Regions from separate parts of the Mus musculus genome. Here regions 1 and 3 are each linked to region 2. A link is a contact called in ENCODE Hi-C or POLR2A ChIA-PET data. All regions are on one chromosome and are shown on one strand. Each heading gives the region's core, a stretch centred on a gene start or an enhancer-like site at or near the end of the contact. The rest is flanking DNA. Distances are from core to core; before and after follow the strand shown.

What was found. A loop is a pair of places that touch in the nucleus more often than their neighbours do. ChIA-PET counts read pairs that join two places held with the same protein, here RNA polymerase II (POLR2A).
Region 1: a map of heart shows a loop between it and region 2 (2.5-fold over the local background). The contact joins the promoter of Syngr2 here to the promoter of Tnrc6c in region 2. A Hi-C loop is called at or near these places in 1 of 37 maps with a recorded cell type or tissue (heart). POLR2A ChIA-PET finds 5 or more read pairs at or near these places in 3 of 5 experiments (Patski and embryonic stem cell).
Region 3: POLR2A ChIA-PET joins it to region 2 with 20 read pairs in embryonic stem cell. The contact joins the promoter of Birc5 here to the promoter of Tnrc6c in region 2. POLR2A ChIA-PET finds 5 or more read pairs at or near these places in 3 of 5 experiments (Patski and embryonic stem cell).

What each region holds. Positions count from the first base shown.
Region 1 is chr11:117,808,329-117,811,028 of GRCm38, forward strand. Syngr2 (synaptogyrin 2) reads left to right here and starts at 1,339. Exons shown (of 4, transcript NM_009304.2): 1 at 1,339-1,475. The coding sequence starts at 1,377.
Region 2 is chr11:117,653,031-117,655,730 of GRCm38, forward strand. Tnrc6c (trinucleotide repeat containing 6C) reads left to right here and starts at 1,259. Exons shown (of 22, transcript NM_198022.2): 1 at 1,259-1,656.
Region 3 is chr11:117,847,872-117,850,571 of GRCm38, forward strand. It overlaps Birc5 (baculoviral IAP repeat-containing 5), which reads left to right and starts at 1,366. Exons shown (of 4, transcript NM_009689.2): 1 at 1,366-1,590; 2 at 1,883-1,992. The coding sequence starts at 1,480.

The DNA of each region.
Region 1 (2,700 bases), core at 89-2,588, 160 kb after region 2:
TTTCTCTGTGTAGGAAAGAGAGAGAGAGAGAGAGAGAGAGAGAGAGAGAGAGAGAGAGAGAGAGAGAGAGAAAGAGAGAGAGAGAGAGAGAGAGAGAGAAAGGGAGGCTTTGTAGGAAAGTCCTGACAGCCAGTTCTCCTTCATCAAACACTCATGGCGTGTATGAACAGATTTTAGGAGGTAGCCCTGGGCTCACCTACCAGCGGCTTGTCACAGGCTCTGTTAGTGTGGGGAGGGTGCAAATAGACGCAGATAGACTGTTAGAAGGCCCAGTCTCTCTTGTGCCTACTCCTGTCTTCTCCCGAGTGGTGACCCTTCTGGTGGGGCAGGCTTCTGCCTCAGTTTCCTTATTGTCCAGCCCCCCTCATTACTGAGGTGAGTCTGTCTCATTATTCATTATCCATTGAAGTGACTGTGGTAAAGCCATCTTGTCATGACTCCATTCTGTGTCACTTCTCAGCCCTCTACACCCCTCAACAGCCATGGTCTCCTTGGGAACAAATTTGTGTTGTCAACAGAAGGATATCTGGAGGCCTCTTGGCGGCCAAGGTGAAGCCCTGGGTTGACACACGACCCCTTCCGATTAAGCATCAGGTTCCCTTTCTAAATGTTATTGGGGGACAGGGGGAGCTGGAGTCTATGACCTAGTGATCTCATTTGTTTTAATTTTTAAAATTACAATCCTCAGTATGTGTGTACTTGAGACTAGATCTCAGATAGCTCAGGGTTGTCTTGAACTCCTTATTCTCCTGCCCTCTTTCTCTTCCTGAGACAACAGCCACCAGGTACTTTGCAGCATGTGATCACGATGTCTAGAAATCTGCCCTTCAGAGCCCTTTGGCTTTCAGGCTTAGCTCCAGAGCAAAGAGTAGCCAGAACTGTGGGGGCCATAGTTATTAATTACTACAGTAGTCCAGAGGTTGGAACTGGGGGCCTCTGATGTGCTAGGCAAGAGCTTATGCCCCAGTCCTTTGGTCTGGAGCAGAATGGTGAAGTGACATCCAGGTATTTACGAGCCTGGATTCTGGATTGGTGGGATTTGGGTGTCTGGAGGGCTTATGGGAGAGGACCTTCACCAGGGCACTGTGTAAGTAAGAGTAAAGTGGGAGCCGCCTAGGATGTCTCTTCTTGGGGACTCTTTGATCCTTTCTGGATGAACTCAGTAGGACATATTTCCCAGGGGTGAGCTTTTCCTCCCCCTTCCGCACCCTGGCGCCTCCTGCGAGCTCCAAGTTTTGCTGCCAACTTCCACGAGTTTGGAGGGGCTACTTCCCGGCGGTTGGCCCCGCCCTGTCGGCGGCCGGACCCGCCCCCGTGGGCGGGGCGGGGCAATCCGGCTAGTTCCCGGCCATCCGCGGCTCGGTGGCGAAAGCGACATGGAGAGCGGGGCCTATGGCGCGGCCAACGCGGGCGGCTCCTTCGACCTGCGGCGCTTCCTGTCTCAGCCTCAGGTGGTGACGCGCCTCGTGAGCATGGTGAGTCCACCAGCGAGGACCCGGAGCCGGGCGTCCTGGCTACCAGGGCCCGTGGGGCCGCGGGCCGCAGAGCGCGACAGGTGGCGGCGGCTGCGCGTCCTGGGCCTTTCGGAGAGCGCGGGGCCCCGTGCCCCTCCGCGTCTCTGTCCCCTCCAGCCCGTGGGTTTTGTCGCCTGTTCCACTCCGGACCTTGTCTCCCCAACTCCGGGCCGGGCCCCGCCGCACCCTGGACCACTGGTCCAGGCCGCTCTGGTGCGGGACGTCCCCGAAGTTCTCCGGGGAGGCAGGCCTGTCGCCTTGTTGGCATTGGGAGGGACCGGAGAGGGGCACGGCACAGCAGGTGGCCGGCACGCCGCGGCTCCCAGCCTAGGGAATTCACCTGGAAGGGACTTTCTGCAGCCACGTGGGGTGCGAGGAGGGGGATTGGCCTGGCACTCTGAAGGAGAGTTTCCTTCCCTCTCAGAGGCTAGCAACAGGTCTGCTTTCCCACCAAATGCACTCCCTTCCCAGAAGCGGGGCGAGCCCCCTTGTACCAGGCGTGCGGGGGCAGCTTTCCATACCTTGGGATGAAAACACTGAAAACTGAGACTTTAGCTGCCAGATTGAGGGTGGCCCCACTGCGCCCAGGGGGTCTGGGCCTGGAGCCTTGGAGGTGCCCTGGCTCCCCGGAATCTCCCAGCCTAGCGGTGGAATCTAGTGACTCCGTCCTGGGTTGTACCCTGTCAGTCAGGATGGCAGTGCCAGGAGCCCTGACCCATACTCCGCGCCCAGTCCTGGAGTTCCGGCTTCATCCACAGCTGGGGGCGGGGCTTGTGACTGCCAGTTCCACAATCCTATTGAGAGCGTCCCCGCAGGATCGCTCTGGTCCTGCAAGTCTGGAGGCAGCCAGGTGCCCACAGACTCAGTTGCATCTGCCGCCTTGACGTGGGCTTGGCGGTGGCCTTAGGGTGTGGGGAGGAAGCGAAATGACTAGGACGATTCCAAAGGAGCTGCTTTCCAAACTTTGGCCAGTCTCTGCTGGTGACTTTCCCACCTCTGTCCTGGCTCCTGCGGGATCTGAGTCTGGCTGTGGATCTGACCACCCCAAGAACCTTGCTCTGAGGGGAACCGTTGTGGGGGTGGAGACTAGTAGTTCTCTGGAGGGGAGGGGCCGACGTGCCAAAGAAGCCGGAAGTCCTTGTAGGGAGAAGGCTGGCTGACTGGGGAGTCTCTTGCTTTAGGGGGA
Region 2 (2,700 bases), core at 9-2,508:
GGAGGGGACGATCACAAAGAAAGCTGGAAGAGAGGAGAGGTCATGGTCACAAAGTCAATGAATGGCAAGGACAAATGCTAAATGACGTCATTTTGGTTCAATATTCCAATAACTGAAGTTTTACAGTGTTGTTTGCACCCAGACTCTGGGCTCCTCATGGATTTAGCAATCTACCTAGTGCATGCTGTGTAACTGCAGGATGCTATTTGTGCTCCTTCCTGGATCATGTGATAATATCTGGACTTTTGAGACACAAAAGATACAGGTTCTCAGCAGTCAAGAATTAAACTGAAGTCAATAAAATGCTGAATAGAAAAGGCAGAAGTCTCTGTGAGAGCCACATCTGCCATCAGATCTTTCTAGGGGATATGGGTTTGCAGGATGAAAAATACACAACAGACGTTTGAAGCCGACTTCGGAGAGTAAGTAAATCTGACGACCAGAAGGCTTAAAATATAATAGAAAGAAAGGAGTGTACAGAGCTCACGGGACCCTGAAGGGAAACGAGAGCAGCAAGTCTGTTGTGTCCCTTTTCTCCACAAACATTTCAAAACATGACACTGGCGGCAGCAAAACTGCATCTCGAAGGTACTACTAGAGCGTTGTCTCTTCTTCCAGACGGGAACACATAGACAGGGAATGGCCTCTTACAGCACTGACAACTTTCAGAAGCATCGCGGATCTACCAGAACATCAGGGTCGGGAGTGGTGGTGGAGAGGAATTAGGCTCCTTCCATCACCCTCTGTGGAGAAAAATATGAGCTTTCAAAATCTTCCCGTGGCTTGAACAGAAACTTGAAAGGGACTCTACGGAGCGCACAGTGCTTCGGACCTTACCCACCAGATTATTACGTATATGTATACCAAGGAGGAGCCAAAGAATGGAGGACCACCGCGGGCTTCCCAGAGCCAGGAAGAAAATGCGGGGTGTGTAGTCTCAGCCCAGGGCTTGGGGTGGGCAGGTTGCGTTCGCTGTAGGGTGGAGTAGCTGCGGGGAAAGCAGGCCTCCCCAGGGGGCTGCTTTGCAGCCGGGATTGTTTGGCTCGCGTCAGAGCAATCCCCGGGGAGCCTCTGAGCGAAGGAGGGGGCCAAGAGGATGCCGCGAGGAGCGCGCAGCGAGCTTCTAGGCCGCGTCCCGCGCACGTACGAGTGTGCACCGTAGGGAGGTACAGGGCGTGTGCACGGCACGGGCCGGAGGCGCGCCAGTGCGTGCGCCAGGTTCAGGGCGCCGCTGCGCAGAGGGCCAGCGCCGCCGGGCGAAAACGCTGCGCAAACCCGGGATACGGCGGGGCGCAGAACCGGAGAACGGAGGCGGCTACGCAGAACTGAATCTGCGGCCCTTTGGTGCGCAAGCTAACGCGGAGTCACAGTGCCCAAAAGCGTGAAGGCAAGCGGCCACGGGAGAATTCCGCACGGCTCTCCGCATTGACCGGGAAGGAGCGTCAGCTCCGAGGAAAGGCGCGCGTCCGAGGCGCGTGAAGAACGCGCAGCTCGCACCCCCGCGCGCTCCACGCGCGGTCTGGACGACCACAGCGCGGGCGGGTATTAGGGGAGAAGGAGGAGGCGTGGTCTTTTCGTGACGAACCAATGGGATCGGGAGCACTGCCTGGAGGCGGAGCTCAGGATCAGGGCGCTGATTGGCCATTCCGCCCTCCGGTATGCAGATGCGGTGGGAGTCACGTGCCGGGGGCCGGTACGACTTCCTGTTGGAGGCCCACGCGGGGCGGGGCCGGGGGCGCGAGCGCCGCGTCTGGCTGGAGCGGGGGGAGGGGGGTTCTTGTCAGTTAGAGCAACAAGATGGCCGCGGTGGCAGCTCCGCACCTCAGCGCGACGGCCCCGGGAGCCGCAGCCGCCGTCGCCGTCCGCGTCGCCGTGCAGCCCTGAGAGCCGCCGGGTCACCCCGGCCGCCCCCGTGACAGGCGGTCCTCGCGCCGTCGCGCTCCCGCCGCCGCCGCCGCGGGCCCGCTCGAGCCGGAGCCTGAGGCGGAGGGAGCGGAGCGGCCCCGCGCCCAGCCGCCCATCGCCGTCCCCGCCTCAGACCCGGGCTGCGTCCGAGCCGCGGCCCGCCGAGACTTAGGAGCAGGGCGCGTCGCGGCGTCGCGGGCACTGGACCTGGACCTGCCGGGACGTGCCGCCGCCCACCCGCCGCCCGCGCCCGGACTCGATCCTGCGGCGCCGGCACTGAGCGGGCCCCCGCCGCCGGAGCGCCCCCGAGGGCCCCGGGCGGCCGAGAGCGACCTCTCCACCGCCAGGCCCGCGCCGCCGGAGCCCCGCGGAGCCGCCGCCGGGGACGGAGCCCAGGTGAGAGCGCCACCGCCGCAGCGCCCGGAGGTCTTCGGGCCCTTTGTTCGGCCGAGCCGGAGCGCGGCGGCCCCGAGCTACCCGCGTGCGGCGCCGGCCGGGGTTGACGGGCGGAGGAGAGGCACGGACTGCGAGCTCCTGGCCGGGCGTGCGACATCGGGATGGGGACCCAGGGGTCGGACACTTAGCCGTTCCCCCCAACCCCCGCGCTCGCTCTCTCGTTCTCTTAAAACTAATGCAGTGGTGGATGATACCCGCTCCCCTTGCATGGTCCCCTGCAGACCGTGCGTTCCCAAAGGGTGGCATACACCGATCCGCAGTGTGGCGTTGTTTGGTGAGCCATGGGCGACCCCGAGGGCCCCCTACAGTTGTGAAATGAGGTGGATTTATTTGTAACGG
Region 3 (2,700 bases), core at 116-2,615, 190 kb after region 2:
GTGGGAGCACGGGGAACAGCAGGGGGAGGAGCAGCCTCTTCAGAGCACCCCTGTCTCTCTCAGGGCTCAAGGCATTTATACCCTCTAAAGACTTCCCAGAATTCCAAACAATAAACGCTCTCCTGAAGTTGGCAAAAATCACACCCTTGCGCAAGGCAAACCCTAATTATTTGCTGGGAAGCCACCTCTTACTCCACACCTGGGATTAAAACAAAAACACATTCATAAAACATAACTGGGCTTTTAGAGAAACTCAAATTCTCACTACAGGGAAGAGTCCTATCTGAACCGGGCCATGAGAGAGGAGAGGAAGAGATGAGAGAGGGAAGAGGACCAAGAGAGAAGTGGAAAGTTTCAGACCAAGGGAGCAAGCTGTAGAAATGGCTGGTCTATACAGGGAAGAGAAGCTCAAACGCTGGACTGGTGAGGTTTAGGATAGGGGCAGGGTGAGAAGAGCTGGGGGGAGCCACAGGAATTGATACTTGATCCATGTTTCTTCGGGACGTGACAAAACCCCTCTTGTTCCAGCTGCCTATGTGGTATGATCTGTTCTTCCTCACAATCTGTGAGGTGGCCTGGAGCTCATTGGAGGCCCACTGGCAGGAAGCCTACTGAGATTTATTGAAAAGGAAACCGAATTATCAGGGCACTCGTTTGCAACGCCAACCTGGGCTGTGTTCGGGGCATGCCCAGCCTGCTGTCTGCAGTGTGAAGCTCTTTAGAAGCCACTGCAACCACAGGCCGCCCGACAGGAACAGAGACACTGAAAACGGGCCCGCAGCAAGGCAGGCTCAGCAGCCAACAGTCACACCCAGGAAGCAGTATTTTTCTTCTGCTCCTGGACTCTCTTGCGGTGTATGGCTGCTTCCCTTTGGTCTGAGCCAGGCCGATGGTCTCAGAAATAGACACCCATTGACTTTCTTTTCCAGCGCTGGGACATACAGACCCCGCCTCCATCCCAGGGTGTCTATAGGAAGGATGGCGGCTGCTGCAGGGAGGAGGGTCTCCTGTCTTCCTAAGGGCGCCCCTCCACCAGCCTGTGGGTGGGTCCGAGGCACTTCCATTCCGATATCTAGCTGGCCAAATCCTGCAAACCTTGAGGCAGGAAGAACCTGCAGAGCACATGGGACTTGCAGCGGACATGCTTTAAAGAGGTGCCCCAGGCCCGTCCACCGCCCTCGGCCACCCTCCGTGTCCTCTGGGGAGCAGCTGCGGAAGATTCGAGTCAGAATAGCAAGAAGGAACCGCAGCAGAAGGTACAACTCCCAGCATGCCCTGCGCCCGCCACGCCCACAAGGCCAGGCGCAGATGGGCGTGGGGCGGGACTTTCCCGGCTCGCCTCGCGCCGTCCACTCCCAGAAGGCAGCGGGCGAGGGCGTGGGGCCGGGGCTCTCCCGGCATGCTCTGCGGCGCGCCTCCGCCCGCGCGATTTGAATCCTGCGTTTGAGTCGTCTTGGCGGAGGTTGTGGTGACGCCATCATGGGAGCTCCGGCGCTGCCCCAGATCTGGCAGCTGTACCTCAAGAACTACCGCATCGCCACCTTCAAGAACTGGCCCTTCCTGGAGGACTGCGCCTGCACCCCAGAGCGAGTGAGTCCCAGCTTCCAGCGACTCCACCCTGGGCCCGACGGTGCCTTAGTTGTGTGACCCGGGATCAGAACCCGCTATCCCCACCCTCGCTTCGTACTGTTAGCCAGGCTGCTTTGCTCTGCTCTGTCCTCCACGAGGCCACCCCCCCCCCCCGCTCTCCCCACCCTCTGCCTGAACCACTGTTAGCCTCCGGGCCTCTTCCCACTGTCCTCAGTTCTCGGCCCGGAACGATCTCTGGGAATCATGGGATAAGGTCAGACTGTTGATCCCGCTCACGAGCTGTCATTTTCAGATGGCGGAGGCTGGCTTCATCCACTGCCCTACCGAGAACGAGCCTGATTTGGCCCAGTGTTTTTTCTGCTTTAAGGAATTGGAAGGCTGGGAACCCGATGACAACCCGATGTAAGTCCCACAGGCTACTCTCGGTGGGTTTCCTGGTGTTCCCCTTCCATTGAGAGCCTTTTGGGTTGAACTGGAGTTGGGACAAACCATTTGTATTTAGTAGAAGAGCATGCTTCTTGCTCAAGTGTTCCAGTTATACAGCTCAGACTAGTCTTGAATTCTCAATTTCTGCCTTGGTTTCCTGAGTGTTGCCAACATGCATGGTTTTGCCTGAGGTTTTTTTGTTGTGTTTTGTTTTTGTTTTAAAACAGGGTTTGTCTGTGCAGCCTTGGCTGTCCTGGAACTCACTCTGTAGACCAGGCTGGCCTCGAACTCAGAAATCCGCCTGCCTCTGCCTCCCAAGTGCTGGGATTAAAGGCGTGCAGCACCACTGCCCAACCAAATTTTTAAATATGTTATTATTACTTAATTTATATTTCTATTTGTGTATGTTTGGATGTGGGTGTCATGGTGGATGTTGGTGTCAAGACAGCTTGGGGGGATAACTTCTCTCTTATTGTGTTGGTCCCTGGAATTGAGCTCAGGTGAGCAGGTTTGGCAGCAAGCATCCTCACCTGGGCCATTTCAGTGGCCCCTGTTTGGTTTCAGACCCCAGGAGTAGGAACTGAGGTGCTTATTCTACATATCAAAGCAGACCTGGACTCCAGGCTCTCCCAGCATCCCTCACTCCCTCCCTGGCATACTTTGCCCCCAACTCTGAACTTCCAG